Regions from separate parts of the Homo sapiens genome. Here region 2 is linked to region 1. Evidence: chromatin loops called from intact Hi-C (ENCODE). Cell type or tissue: tibial artery. All regions are shown on one strand.

Region 1 (8,000 bases):
CATCAGTGCAACCATTTTGCTTCAGTATGAGGCAGACATGTCTTATGTGTACTTCTCTTTTAATCATGCACTATTAAAAAGACTTGTTCTCAAGTGGAGAACTTTTAATAAAACAACTTTTAATAAAATTAATAATTAAATGCTATCAGGAGCATTCTTAAGTGAAACTGAACATTTTTAACCTGTAAGTGTAAGGCAGTGCATACTAGTCGAGTTTGGTGCCGTTATGGACTGAATGTGCCTGCCCCCCACCAGATTCATATGTTGAAGCCCCAGTCCTCAATGGGACTATATTTGGAGTCACATTGGTGGTTAGAAGGGCCTTTAAAAGATACTTAAAGGTTAAATGAGGTTATAAGGGTGGGACCTTAACCCAATGGAACTGGTATCCTCATAAGAGGAGAAGGAGACACTAGAGATCTCACTCTGCACACATGCAGAAGAAAGGCCATGTGAGGACACAGTGAGATTGCTTCAAGCTAGGAAGAGAATTCTCACCAGATACCAACACCTTGGTCTTGGATTTCTGGCCTCCAAGACTGTGAGAGAATAAACATGTGTTGTTTAAGCCACCCAGTCTATGGTACTTTGTGACAGCAGGAAGCTAGGACAATGGCCTGCCTTGATTCCTGCTGAGACACTTGCAGTTTTACCTGCCATTGCTTTTGCACCATCATTGCAAATGTCAACATGGTAAAAAAGCAAATAACATCATAGTATTGTTATTTTTACCTTGGAGGCCCCCCAGGGCCACATACTACACTCTGAGAATCACTGCCCTAGAGAATTAATGAATCTCGGGTGAGCCTGTTATATAATTCCTCAGTATAACTGGAAGCACATGCAGTCATCTTCTTGCTATATTCAAAGTTTTGAATAATTTTCTTTAGCACCTAAAGGAAGAAATGGAACAGACGCTGCATCTGGAGAAGGGAAATTGAGGGAAACACTATAAAACAGGAGAAAAACTTACTTTTGTATTTGATACCATATACATGCATTACCTATTCAAAAAGTAAATAAAATATCTTTTTTTTTTTTTTGAAACAGAGTCTCGCTCTGTCGCCCAGGCTGGGGTGTAGTGGCACAGTCTCAGCTCGGCTCACTGCAAGCTCCGCCTCCTGGGTTCACGCCATTCTCCCGCCTCAGCCTCCCGAGTAGCTGGGACTACAGGTGCCCGCCACCACACCCGGCTAATTTTTTGAATTTTTAGTAGAGACGGGGTTTCACCATTCACAGGATGGTCTCGATCTCCTGACCTTGTGATCCACCCGCCTCAGCCTCCCAAAGTGCTGGGATTACAGGCGTGAGCCACCGTGCCCGGCCAAAATATCTTTTAAATTGAATGGAAAGCTAAACATAATGTCATAACACAGTCCAGCAATCATGCTCTTATGTATTTACCCAGCTTATTTGAAAACTATGTCCATACAGAAATCTACATGCAAATGTTTATTGCAGCTTTACTCAAAATTGCCAAAAATGGGAAGCAACCAGGTGCCGTCAACAGGTACTGGATAAACGAAAGGTAGTACATTCATAGAATGAAGTACTGTTTTCAGCAGTAAGAAGGAATAAGCTGTCAATCAATAAAAAGATATGGCTTAATCTTAAATGCGTATTGCTAAGAGATAGAAACCACTCAAAAAATGCTACCACCCAATTATATGACATTCTGAAAAATGCAAAATGTAGAAACAGTAAAAGATCAGTGGTTGTCAGGGTCTGCGTGTGAAAAAAAGGTTGAATGATGCACAGGGAATTTTTTAGGATGTAAAATTATTCTATATGATAGTAATTACTATCATAGAATAATGATAGTAATAATTATTAATAGTAATAATTATTAATAGTAATTATTAGTAATAATAGCAATAATTAGTAATTAGTAATTAATAGTAATAATTAGTAATTAATAGTAATAATTATTAATAATAATAATTAGTAGTAATAATGATAGATACGTGACACTACACATTTGTCAAAACCCATAGAAATTTATAGCACCAAGAGTAAACCTTAATATAGGCAGTCTTTTAAAAAATCACTTAGGAGATTGGGGGATCCCAGAATGGGTTGCAGAATGTGACAAAACAATCTAACTGTGTCACAGATGTATGAAACAACCTCACTGAAGGGATGATAGAAAGAGATGCTGTCCTAAGTAACTTTGGAAATGAGCAGAGTCTGTAAGACTAAAGACAAAAGGAACTGTATATAAACACTGAAATCTAGTTGATACAATTATTCCTAACAGGGGTATGGGTTATCAATTCTGAAACCGCTAGATATGTATAGTGGAAATGAGCAATTAAGTAAATGGTGGAGGGTGGTGGGATCCAGGTTTCTCACTGGTGGAGTGAGAGAGTTATAAATAAGCGGGGAAGGAGGCTAGAATGATCCATGTGGTAATAGATCAGAGTTAGAAATTCATCCTTATAGATACAGATGGCTATGTGTAGAACTGTTTACAGAAATGTGTATATATGCAGGTGAGTGTACATACATGTATTTACTTGCTCTCAGCTGAGAAGGTCTAGAAGCAACAATGCTTCAGTAACAACGAGCATACCTTCCACCCAGATCTTGGTTTCTGATATTCTCCAATAGAAGGAACCAGGGCTTCTTGGAGAAATGGCTGATTCTAGGACTGGCACAGAAAATATACAAGATGCGCCTGGAGCATCTTGTGGGTGGTGTCTCAAAGTAAAGGAAGTGCAAAGAAAAAAAAAACCACACAATGATGGGGGTATGACAAAGGAAAGCGCTTCCAATGGCCAAAGCTGGAACAATTTGAGCAGCAAAATAAGGTATTATTATATTAGAACCCAAAATATAAAACAAATACCTGTGAGTCCATACCGATATACATATAAATATATTGATATATACATACCTATATGATATATAGAGATATTTCTCATACTGAATAAAGAAATGGAAGAAAATAGACACATTTTCTGTTCAGAAGAATTCCCAGTTATTTATGTAGCTAGTCTGCCCTCAAGGAGGTGGAGCATGACTCCCTACTTCTTATGTCTAGGATACATGTAGTGACTCTTCCTAATGGTAGAGCGTGGAAAGGGGAGAAACCTGACGAGGATGACCTCAGCCAGGTGATCGAGGTCAACATCAACAATGATAAGTCATGTTTGATAGTATACACCTTTAATATGCTATGAATGACACCTTACCTCTGTGGTCTTCCTCTCAAAAACCCATAACCCTAGTCTAATCATGGGAAGAATGTTGGACAAGCCCCATTTGAGGAACATTCTACAAAATACCTAACAAGTACTCCTCAAAACTGTCAAGGTCATCAAAAACAATGAAAGCCTGAGAAACTGTCACAACCAAGAAGAGCCTAAGGTGACCTGACAACTAAATATCATGTGGGGTCCTGGGTAGGATCCTGGAACAGAAAAAGGACATTAGGTAAAAATTAAGGAAGTCAAAATAAAGTAGGCACTTTAGTTAGTAGTAATTATCAGTATTTATTAATTGTGAAAAATGAACCATACTAATGTAATAAGTTAATAATAGGGTAAACTGGATGTGAGCTATACAGGAACTCTGTAGTCTCTTTGCAATTTATTTTGGAAATCTAAAACTTATTTTAAAATGTACTCTTAAAAATTGTATTTTATTTATTATTATTTTTTTTTTAGAGACAGAGTCTCCCTCTGTCGCCCAGGCTGGAGTGCAGTGGCGCGATTTCGGCTCACTGCAACCTCTGCCTCCCAGATTCAAGCAATTCTGCCTCAGCCTCCTGAGTAACTGGGATTACAGGTGCACGCTGCCTTGCCTGGCTAATTTCTTTTGTATTTTAGTAGAGACGAGGTTTCACCGTGTTGCCCAGGCTGGTCTCAAACTCCCAGCTCAGGCAATCTGCCCGCCTCGGCCTCCCAAAGTGCTAGGATTACAGGCGTGAGCTACTGCGCTGGCCAAAAATGTATTTTAAAAAGTGATAATCATCCACAATCCTGTTCCCTCCCCTAAAAAGTAAGTGGACATGTTAGGGCAAAGTGCCTGCCTGAGCTCTAGAGGTCAGACATAAAACTGAGTAAGAGGAGATAGTGTAGGGCTGGGCCCCTTCTGGCCCAGCTGAGACTCTCACATGGGGTTCAGGAGGGCAGATGCTTTTAGCTGTTTCTCCAGTAATGTTCCTGGGCACACTGGTTTGGGGATTGGGCCTCCAAGGCCTCAGGCAGCCAGGTCTCCATGGCTTTCTCTTGGTTTGGAGTCTCATGACTGCAGCTCTCCCAGGCTGGGGTTACACAAGGGTAGGTCTACAGTTCTGGGCTCTACTAGGTATCGCCTTGGTGGGAACTCTCTGTAACAACTCTGACCACACATTCCTGCTAAGCATTGCCTTAGTAGGGACTCTCTATGGTGGCTCTTCCCCTGCAATAAGTCTCTTCCTGGGCCTCAAGCTGTTTGATATATCTTTTGAAAACCAAGTGGAAGCTACTGTGACCCCACCACCTATGCACCCATCCCTGCAGAGTTAGCACCATGTAGACATTGCCAAGGCTTACTGGTGAATAGCATCTGGCTCCTTTCTATTCATGCTAATCTCTTCAGCAAGCAGTCTCTGGGCCACACCCTGAGTTCACTCTCCTAAATGTACCTTTTTATACTTTACATGGCCAGGCTATAAATTTTCCAAATCTTTCACTCTGCTTCTTTTTAAATTATAAATTCTGTCTTTAAGTCATTCCTTTGTTCTTGTATCTCACTATATGTGATTTAAAATAGCCATGCAGCAGTCTGAATGCTTAACTGCTTAGGTATTTCTTCCACCAGATATCCTAGTTTGTCATTCAAATTCCACTTTCCATGAAGCTCTCAGGCATGGACACAGTTCCACTATTACTACTTTATAACAAAGATGCTCTTTATTCAATTTTCCAATACCTTGTTTCTCATTTCCATCTGAGACCTCATCAGAATGGCCTCTACCAATATTAAATATAATGTTGGTAGAAAATATAGCCAGTAAAGGCCATTTACTGTTAATGGTGGTAGAGATATAGACAGTAAAGGCCATTTACTATTAATGTTCGTAGAAATATAGACAGTAAAGGCCATTTACTGTCCACATCAGAGACTGTGTCCATATCTCTGTCAACAGTCATGACCACTGAAGTAATCTTTAAGAAGATTCTGACTTTCCCTGTATCTCTTCTCTTCTGAGACCTCACCCTTAATGTTCCATTTATGGCATTATACCAGACTCTTTCTAGCATGCTCCTCAAAGTTCTTCCAGTCTCTACCCATTACCCAGTTCCAAAGCTACTTTTACATTTTCAGATATTTGTTATAGCAACAGACCCACTTCTCAGTGCCAATTTTCTATCATAGTCCGTTTTCTGCTGCCATAACAATACCACAGACCAGGTAATCTATAAATAACAGGCGTTTATTTAGCTCATGGTTCTGGAGGCTGGAAAGTTCAGGAACTTGATGCCAGCATCTGTTGAGGGCCTTCTTGTTTAGTCATCCCTTGGCAGAAAGCAAAAGGCAGAAGGGCAAGTGAGTACACAAGATAGAGGCACCAGGGGCCAGCCTGACTTTATAACAACCCACTTTTGTGGTAACTAACTCACTGTAGTAATAACAACATTAATTCATTCGTGAGGGCTCTACCCACATGATCCAATCACCTTTTATTAGGCCCTAGCTCCCAACATTGTTTCATCGGGGATTACATTTCCAGCACATGAATTTGGGAGACACATTTCAACCATAGCAAGCATGTTAACTAAAGAGAAGACATAAAAAAAAAGAAATCAATTATTTAGGAGTGAAAATATGATGTATTACCTGAAAAATACACCAAATGAGATGTACCACAGATTAGAAGTACAGCCAGGAGCGGTGGCTCACAGCTGTAATCCAACCACTTTGGGAGGCCAAGGTGGGTGGATCATTTGAGGTCAGGAGTTAAAGACCAGCCTGACCAACATGGTGAAACCCCGTCTCTACTAAAAATACAAAAATTAGCCACACGTGGTGGCACATCCCTCTAGTACCAGCTATCCAGGAGGCAGAGGCAGGAGAATCGCTTGAACCTGAGGCAGAGGTTGCAGTGAGCTGAGATCGTGCCATTGCACTCCAGCCTGGGCAATAAGAGCAAAACTCCATCTCAAAAAAAAGAAAGGAAGGAAGGAAGGAAGGGAGGGAGGGAGGGAGGGAGAAAGAAATAGATAAAATATTATTGAACTTGAAAAAATAGCAATAGAAACCACCTAAATTGAAAAAGAGAGAAAAAAAGACTTAAAAAAAAATAGAGCATCAGTGAGTTGTGGGACAACTTCATCTTGTCTAATTTACATGTAGTTGAGTTCCTAAAGGCTAGGGTGGGGAACAGAAAAAATATTTGAAGAATCAGTGGCTGAACATTTTCCAAATTTATTAAAACTAAAAACCCATGAGCCAAGATGCTCAGTGAACCCCCAATAATAAGAAACATAAATAAAACTACACCAAGGAACATAATAGTCAAATTGCTTAAAAGCACTGATAAAGATAAATCTTATAAGTAGCCAGAGAAAAAAGGTAAATTATGTACACAGGATTATATAAGAATAACGGCAGACCTCTCAAACCAATGTGAGTCAAAAGATAATGTAGAAACATCTGTAAAATGTTTAAAGAAAATGTCAACCTAGAATTCTGCCCTGAGCAAAAATATATTACCAAAATGAATGAAAAATAGACTTTCTCAGACATACAAAAGTTGAAATAAGTCATCACTAGTAGACCTGAACTACAGAAAAAAAAAGTTAAATGTCTTTCAGGGAGAAGGAAAATTACATCAGATGAAAATTCTGATCTACACAAAGAAATAAAGAGCACTGGAAAGTTTTTTTAAGCGAGCAAATATAAAATACTATTTTTATTAATTTGAAAATCTCTTTAAAATATACTTGACTGCTTAAAGCAAAAGAATTAGTAACATGACATCCTAAGGTTTATAATGTGTAGAAGTAAAGTGTATTATAACCATAATACAGAGGCCAAGAGGGACGAAGTGAGAGGATACAGTTGTAAGATTTTTATACTGCATGTGAAGTTATATAATTTATTTGAAGATAGACTGTGGTAAGTTAGAGATTATCTATAAACTGTAAAGAAAGCTCTAAAAATAAAAATTAAAAAAACAGAGTGGTCACATAAGCCAACAAAGGTTATAAAGTAGAATCATACAAACTACTCAATAAATTCAAAAGCAGGCAGAAAAAGCAGAACAATAACCCAATTACAGATTTAAAGCTATATTGATAATCATAGCCTACTCAGAAAAGCTCTTTTGGGGTCAAAAGGAAAAGGCACTCTCTCCCTCCACATCAGAGACTGGACTGTGGAGATGGTGGCCCAGAAGACAAACAAGGGACTGGAGCACCTTGTCAAAGCAAAGAAATACCTGAAAACTTTTTTTTAATGGAAGCCAGATTATGACAGCGCTGCTTCTGAATATGGAAAATATATTTAAAATAACAGTAACATTAAATGTCAATAAACATTTCAATTAGAAGGAAGAGATTTTCTGATTGACTAAAAAAGCAAGACCCAACTGTATGCTGCTTAAATGAAACCCACTTTAAATGTAAAGTGAAATACATTAAAACTAGGCTGGGCACAGTGGTTCACACTTGTAATCCCAGCACTTTGGGAGGCCAAGGCAAGAGGTTCATTTGAGGCCAGGAGTTCAAGACAACCTGGGCAAAATAGCAAGGCCCAGTCTTCAAGAAAAAAAAAAAAAAAAAAAACTAAACTAAGTGGCAAAAGGTATACTATGTTTAAACCAATCAAAATAAAATGTTAACTATATGTGACAGAATGTATATTTTGAAAGGCTAAAAAGATTGTACACACACACACACAGTGGTTATCTCTGGGTTACAGATATAAGTAATTTTTGTTTTTTGTTTTCTTAACTGTACTTTTCTTTGTCTTACAATTATTCTGTCATAAGTGTGTGGGGATTTAAGGAG
Region 2 (8,000 bases), 430 kb before region 1:
CCTGGCCTTCCTGTGCTCAGGCCTCTCCCCTTTTCGCCAGGGCTTCCTGGTGCCTCTCCCATGAAGAGGGAACTTCCCCTCCACTCCCATGGAAGACCCAGGTTTGGGCTGTTGCCAGCTTTGAGGCCCCCTGTGGGCTTGCCTGTCCCAACCCAAGAGGCAGGGCTCAAAGTGCCACCCGGGGGTTGCAAGGACAGCAGAGGACCACCTGCCCTCTGCAGGAAGCTGTCCAGGAAGCCGTGTCCTGGGCTGTGGTCCTTGCTCCCCATGGGGAGAGCTGGGTCACTTGGCCTCTTCTAACTGGCCCCAAGCACGCCAATTCTGGAGCATGGTTACTAAGTGGCTCTGAAGCTTCAGGGTCACCACAGGCTTGTCCTGACTGCAAACTCATGGAGTGGTTGCAGCCCTGGCTCAGTGTCCTGATGACTAGGTGTGGGTACTAGGCTCCTGCCCCTGGTGACACACGTATGGAGTGGGGGAGGGTGGGTGGCTGCACCCCTGGTTCTGGAGTCCCCACAGCTGATGGCGGTGTGAGCCTGGCATGCACGGCTGCGCTGGACTCCAGGCTGTTGGGGGAGGTGCCTTTATTGCCCAAGCCCACCCCTCACTTGGCCTTGCCCTGGGCAGCCACAGCCTCCATGGCCTTCCGCACCGTTTCCTCATCACCCAGGAACTGCATGGGCTTGGTGGGCTTCAGCTCCTTGTTCAGCTCATACACAATGGGGATCCCCGTGGGCAGGTTCAGCTCCATGATCGCCTGGTCTGACATCCCTATGCCGGAAGGAATAGGTGTCCTTAGCCCCTCTGTCCCCAGCCTGTTTACACAGCAGACACTATGTGACCTTTATGGTCCACAGAGCCAGTTCCCCTGGCACCAATTCCTTCCCAGCCCTGAGAACGAGGCCACAGAAATGTTGCCAAAGGTCAAGGAGTAACTGAGTTAGACCAAGCAGCCTACAGAAATAGCCCAGTGGTGAAAAAAATGGGGACTTCAGCCCCACCCAAGTGGCTGTGATCTGTGGTGGTGCTGTCCATAGTTCCCTCAGCCCAGTGTGACTCCAGCCAGACTGAAGTTGAGGGTCAGGAAGGGACACTCACCCTTTGTTTTTTTTTTTTCTTTTCTTTTTCTTTTTCTTTTTTTTGAGATGGAGTTTTACTCCTCTTGCCCAGGCTGGAGTGCAGTGGCACGATCTTGGCTCACTGCAACCTCCATCTCCTGGGTTGAAGTGATTCTGCCTCAGCCTCCCAAGTAGCTGGGATTACAGGTGAGCGCCACCACACCCGGCTAATTTTGTATTTTTAGTAGAAACGGGTTTTACCATGTTGGTCAGGCTGGTCTCAAACTCCTGACCTCAGGTGATCTGCCTGCCTCAGCCTCCCAAAGTGCTGGGATTACAGGAGTGAGCCACCGTGCCCAGCACCCTTTGGTTTCTAAAGTGCTCTAAATTCTAGACATCCTGAACAGAGGAGCAAGTGCGGAATGGAGCTGGAGGAGGGACAGGGAGGCCGAGCCTGGTCGAAACCTGACCCTGCCTGCCTCCTGCAGCCCCTGAGCTGGGAATAGCAGCTCGACCTTTGATGTTCGCGCCACTCCACCCCTGCTCCGTGCAGGAGGGTTTAAGAAAATGTTCTCTGGGGAGTCAGAGTGAAATCCCTCATATTCACCACCAAAAGTGCGTCCCCTTTCCCCAAACCAGGCTGTGGGAGGGTCATGGGGCTGCATGAAGTCTCCGGAAGGGAGAGGAGGCAGGTGGTCCTTCCCTCTGCCTGGCCCCAGTGCCAGGTGCCAGGTGTCCGTGTTTGGAGCGGGCAGGCTTGGGGCTGGCTGGGTCTCCGGGGCCTGCCGGTCTGGGTGCTCTGGCCAACTGCCCAACGGCCCTAGGAGCAGGAGGTCTGGGGCACACCCTTCTAGCCTTTCCAGGACTCAACAAGCTTTAAGGTCATTCAGATGCTAATTTAGACTGCCCTTGTGTCAGAATACTAAGGTGGGAGGCGGAGCGGAGGTGCCAGTCACTCTGGGCGAGGCCTTACTGCGCCCATGCATCCCGGGCCCATTTGTCAGCCCTTGCTCTTCAGTGGGAGCCCAGCTGCAAGCCCAGAGTCTGGCCACTCCATAGTCCTGCACCCCTCTTTTGATTGGTCTTTCCTTTGCCCAGAGAGGGGCTCCAGAGGGAGATAGGTGGTGAAGCTCATGCAGGGATTCTGAGGACCTGATGGGGGAGGGCCCTGCGAGGGGTCCAAGCCTACATCAAGAGGAATTCAGTACCAGGGGGAGCTCCCCACCACCCCGGAAAAGGGAGAGGCCCAGAGATGGAGGTGGCTTGTCCAGGGCCCCACAGTAAGTTGGGATTTGGAGCCAGATGCTCTAAGCCCAGCCCTTCCGTTTCCTAGCTGGGTGTCCCTTGGCAGATGCCACCTTTGGAGCCTGCCCCACCTCGGGACACAGCGAGCTTCGAGTGCAGTCAGCCCCTGTGGAGTGTGTCCCAGTTACACAGAAATGGGGAAAATTTCACAAAACTAAAAAATGGCTTCTCAGCCCTCCTTTTTCAGTGAATGATGTGGAGCCCCACGCCTAGAAAGCCTGGTCCATGGGCGAGAGACTTTGCTGAGATGAGAAGCCAGCTGGGGCTGCTGCCCACCCACCCTGCCCAGGCTCCTGAAGGTGGCCTCACCTTCCAGGTGCTTGACAATGCCCCGCAGGCTGTTCCCGTGGGCTGCAATGAGCACTCGCTTGCCGGCCTTGATCTGGGGAACAATCTCCTCGTTCCAGAAGGGCAGGGCCCGGGCAATGGTGTCCTTGAGGCTCTCGCAGGTGGGGAGTTCCCCGGGCTTCAGGCCTGCGTACCGACGCTCCTGGGGGACACAGGCACGCTGCTTTCCCTCCCAAGCCAGTGGGCCCCCACCCGACTCCCCACTCTGCAGCTTCCCAGAGGCCTTCCCAGCAAAGGCAGCCCACCTTGCTAATGGAGTTGTAGTAGGGGTGCTTCTCGTCCATCGGGGGCGGCGGGATGTCGAAGGAGCGCCTCCAGATCTTCACCTGCTCCTCCCCGTGCTTGGCGGCCGTTTCTGCCTTGTTGAGGCCTGTGAGGCCCCCGTAATGCCGCTCATTGAGGCGCCAAGTGCGCACCACAGGCAGCCACATCTGGTCCGTGCCGTCCAGGATGGCCCAGAGGGTGCGGATGGCCCGCTTCAGCACTGACGTGTAGCAGATGTCAAACTCCATCTTGGCATCCTTGATGGCCTTGGCTCCCCGCTTGGCCTCCTCGGTCCCCTTTTCACTCAGCTCTGCATCGAACCAGCCACAGAAACGGTTCTCCTGGTTCCATGTGCTCTCGCCGTGCCGGACCATCACGAGGCGGTGAGTGGCCATGGTGGCAGCAGGGACCACAGAGGACTCTGGACGGGGACGGCTGCTTCCCAACACTCCCAGCTTTATAATAGTGTCTTCCCAGCCCCCACCCACCCCAGCCAACTGCCAATCAGCATTCCAGGCGGTGGCAGGTGACCAGTAGCTGAGCTGCTGGGGGCTGGGGGCCAGGGGAGTGTGCAGGCCAAGAGGCTGTGCTTAAAATAGCCCCACGCATCCACCAGCTCCTGGCCTGGGTTCAGGTGGCATGTCTATAACCAGCTGGCACCCAGAGCCCAGACTGAGTGGGGCTGCTGGTCAGGGATGGGCGTGAAGGGCAGAAGTCTGGGCCAGGGGAGATGGGGATAGCAGGGACAGAGGGGCTCTCCAGGGCAACGCTCAGTGGCCTATCAGCCATTCTCTGCTCAGACAGAGGCACAAACAAAATCCCAACCCCTTTCTCCTGTGATTGGCAGCCAGGCTAGGAGGCGGCCCTCAGCAGGCAGAGGAGGAGAGCCAGAGGAGCTGGTGCAGACCACAGCTTTGTGGAGAGGAGTCTGGCCTTGTGGAAGGTACCAGGCAGCAGCAGCAGAATGGGCAAGGGCTGGGGCTGAGCCGGGTTTCCAGGACAAAGGGGGAAAGGGCCCCTGTCTTTCCTCCGGGGTCCCTTTGTCAAGGTCTCATCCATACATGCCCCATGCTCCCACCCTATCTGCCCTCACCCAAGCCACGCTCACTCTCCTAGCCGAAACCACCTTGAAAAAGAGAAATCCAAGGGGGTTTGGGGGCAGGACTGAGGACTGTCAGAAGTCTTGATTGTTAGGTAAATGCTCAGCTTAGCAGGAACCCACAACGTAGGCTGAAGGGTGGCACGGAGTTGAGTCTAGGACCAAGACTTCTGCATTCAGGTTTGGGGGATGAGAGCCACCAAGGCAGGGAAGAGACTATGAGCAATAAAGTCACAATTGGGGCCCTAATGAAGGGGCCATGGCCAGACCCTTGGGCATGGGCCCCATCCAGGGCCTCCCATTTCCTCCCACCCCAGTGACCACACTGTCACCTGCGACACTTCTGATAACAGGAGCGGGTAGGTGAGAGGCCAGCAGAGGGACCACCACTCTGAGACTTGGATCTGAGTGTGCAAGAAACCCTCGACAGGCCTCCCTCCATCCCTGCTGGCCTACCTGGGGAGGGGCTCCTGGCTTGGGGCCTGTGAAGCTAAGGCTCTGTACCCAAAGGTTGGCAGACAAGTCCCAGTGGGCAAAGTCCTGTCGGCTGCCAGGACCCCCAAGGCTGGCAGGTGGAACCCATCCCTCCTAGCAGTGCCATGCGCAGGTCTCACTGTTCCACACTGATCCTGATTGAAGCCACATCTCCTCATCTGCTTTTGTCCCTTTGACCAAGAGTTGATTCACTAGCCCAACTAAACATGACTGAGGACCAGGCTCTGGCAGTCCCACAGGGGCCAGACATGAAGCCCATATTTCAGTGGAGGAGGGATCGTACCAGCAGCTAAACATGCCTACCGTAGATAGCACCAGATGCTAGGAAGGAAGGACCATAATGTACTGGGAGAGATGGGAAAGGAGAGGCCGGGGACAGCCCTGAGGTGACATGTGAGTGGAAAGAGCGGAGTGCAAAGGCCTCAGCTATGATGAGTCCTACAGGGAGAGCAATTCAGGTAGAGGGGTTGGCAAAGACCCAAGCCCTACAGAAAGCAAACAAGCTGGGGCAGCGACCATCAGGGGCACATGGCAGAGAGGTGGGCTTTGTGTCCCAACACAGTGGGAATCACTGGAGACTTTGAAGCATGGTCATATTTTCAAGTCACTTGCAGCTGTGTAGGAGTGGAAGTAGAAGCTGAGTACCCTGCAGGTCTCGGCAGCTTTGATGAGAACAAGGCCGCTTAGCCAGGGCTGGGTGCAGAAGCAGTGGCAAGGATCCCCCAGACCTGGGAGACCTCACTGCCAACCAAGCAGGAGGTGTCAAAAAGGAAAGGGGAGCCCAAAGAAGGGCTGGACTTCGGGGAAGCAAGCCCCTGCTTCTGACCCTTGGCTCCGGCTTGACTTTCCTTTGATTCATTTGACAAGTAGTTGCTGGCCTCTGCAGTGTGCCAGAGCTTTCTTGGAGGGGTACAGGGGTAGGAAAACCAAAAGCCACCCTCAGGGCCTCCATCCAGGAAGGCATAGCATGGTGGGCGGCGAGGAAGGCTGCTGAGTCAACAAGGTGGTCCCAGGAAGGTGGAGGGAGCATCTTCCCATGTCTCTCCCACTGACAGCCACCAATCCTGGACAGATGCAGGAGCAGCTGTCAGTAGACAGATAAGAAAAGGAGATCAGATTCAAAGTTCCGCAGAGAAGTGGTGAGGTAACAAGTATTGCCTAGCCTGGACACACAGGCGGCTTGAAACCTCAAGTGCACCAACAGAAAGAGCTCCAGGAAGAATCAGAGGAGTGGGATGTGAAGCCCCTCGAAGTCAGTGAGTTGGGGGAATCCCTCCAATTTTTCTTTTCTTCTCTACCCCAGCTCCTGGGCAGTAACATGGAGGTGGCAGTGGTGGCACAGTGACGGTAGTGTGAGCTGGGTACGCACTTGAAACCTGAGAGGGTAACGCTACCCTCTGTCTAGAGGAGCCATGGCCCCAAAAGCATGGGGCAACCACCTTCTGCAGCTCCTTTCTGCCCCCCTGCGCTGGGCCCTGGATGCAGTTTCAGGGAGTATGCAGCAGGGTAGGTAGGGAAAGAGCCCCAGATTTGTGGCTGGAGGTCTTGGTAGGGATGTTGCAGGGAGCTGTTGTGTTTCAGGGAGAGTACAGAGAAGGGAGAGATGAAGTGAGTGATCCGATAAAGTGATATGTGAAGTCATTGGCTTGCTGCCAAGCTGCGCACAGGGCTGACCCTAGATGCACATTGCAGGTCCCAGACTGACCGGTGTAGATACAGGACTAATATGACTAGTAGTGCAAACACTTTAAACAGTCAACATTCTGCTTAGGATTTAAACAAGGTCCAGAGTCTCAACATAATATTTAAAATATCCAGGTTATCCAAAATAACCCAGTGTATGAAAACCAGGAAAATCTTAACATGGGAGAAAAGAAGATGATCAATACATGCCCATCCTGAGATGATTCAACTATTGGAATGATCAGATACAGACTTCAAAGCAGCTATTTATAACCAGCCTTCAGAAAGTATTGGTGAATATTCTTAAACAGAATGGAAATGACAAAGCATGGAGTCCATAAATTAGATGATAGTTTGGAAAAAGATATAAACTTACAAACCAAGAAGCTCAGTGAACCACACAACTGGATAAATTAACAACAAAAGTCCAAGCTTAGACACATCATAAAGAAACTTCTGAAAACTAAAGACCAAGAAAAATAAGATCAGCCAGAGAAAAACGATACATTTCATTCAGGTGAACAATTCTTTGAAAGACTGGATCTTCACCAGAAACTATAGAGGCCAGAAAGAAGTGGAACATTTTTAGTTTTGAAATAACTGTCACCCAAGAATTCTATATCCAGTAAAAATTTCTATTTTACTGGAATAAAAGAATGAAATAAAGACATTCTCAAATGAAGGCAAGCTGAGGAAATTCATAACCAAAGAATCTGCTTTAAAAAAATGTTAAACCAAGTTCTTCAGACAGAAGAGATTACTGGGGGCAATTCAAAACTTTGGGAATGCAGGAAGAACATCATAAATGGCAAAAGTCCACATAAATATGAAACTATTCTTTACTTCTTTAAGAGTTATGTGATGGTTGAATTAAGTCATGATACTGTCTGATGGAGGCTTCAGTGTATACAGATGTAAGACAACTAGAACATGAGGGGAGAAGGGTGAAGGGACCTAGATGGTAGTGAGGTTTCTACATGCTACTTGAAATGGCAAAACATTAATCTAAATTGACTGTAAGAGTATGTGTATTTGGCCGGGCAGGGTGGCTCATGCCTGTAATCCCAGCATTTTGGGAGGCCAAGGTGGGTGGATCACCTAAAGTCAGGAGTTCGGGACTAGCCTGACCAACATGGCAAAACCCTGTCTCTATTAAAAATACAAAATTAGCCAGGTGTGGTGGTGCATGCCTGTAATCCCAGCTACTCGGGAGGCTGAGGCAGGAGAATTGTTTGAAATCGGGAGGCGGAGGTTGCAGTGAGCCAGATTGTGCCATTGCACTCCAACCTGAGCGACAAGAGCGAAACTCCATCTCCAAAAAAAAAAAAAAAAAAAACACAAAAAAACTATGTGTATTAGAACCCCTAGAACAACCACTATGTGTGTGTGTTGGGGGTGTGTGTGTGTGTGTATAGGGAGAAGGAGAGATAGGAGGGAAGGAAAAAAGGAAAGAAGAAACAGCAATGGAAAACAGGGAACAAACAGAAAACAACATAATGGTAGATCTAAAGCCAAACATTTCAATAGTTGCATTAAACATAAATGGCCTCATCACGCCAATTCGACATATTATCAGTTTGGATTATAAAAACCTAATTATATGCTGTCTTTAAGTAACTCACATTAAATATAACAGGATACAAGTAGGTTGAAGTAAAAGGTAACAACTCATTCTCTGAGGGCAGTATTACCCTGATACCAAACCCAGACAAACAACCTAAGGAAACTACAGACCAACCTCTTATGAG

Evidence for each region. Peaks named below come from ENCODE experiments on the same cell type or tissue, not always from the same donor. Only the 100,000 strongest peaks of a DNase experiment are listed, where the experiment ranks them.
Region 2: it touches region 1 in a loop (6-fold over the local background); 3 of 110 quality-filtered maps call a loop at or near these places.

What each region holds. Positions count from the first base shown.
Region 1 is chr7:44,493,273-44,501,272 of GRCh38, forward strand. No RefSeq gene overlaps it. Among named protein-coding and RNA genes, the nearest start is that of NUDCD3, 6.6 kb to the left of the region's middle. In tibial artery, no CTCF peak of the experiment used is centred here; no DNase peak of the experiment used is centred here.
Region 2 is chr7:44,062,160-44,070,159 of GRCh38, forward strand. It overlaps DBNL (drebrin like), which reads left to right. Exons shown (of 13, transcript NM_001014436.3): 13 at 1-7,297. It overlaps PGAM2 (phosphoglycerate mutase 2), which reads right to left and starts at 3,408. Exons shown (of 3, transcript NM_000290.4): 1 at 2,957-3,408; 2 at 2,673-2,853; 3 at 568-771. The coding sequence starts at 3,370. The coding sequence ends at 605. RefSeq lists enhancers at 1,991-2,100, 2,745-2,804, 2,995-3,044, 3,105-3,174, 6,025-6,094 and a silencer at 4,355-4,424. In tibial artery, no CTCF peak of the experiment used is centred here; DNase peaks (open chromatin) are centred at 812, 1,842 and 3,482; H3K4me3 peaks cover 1,274 bases; H3K27ac peaks cover 4,375 bases.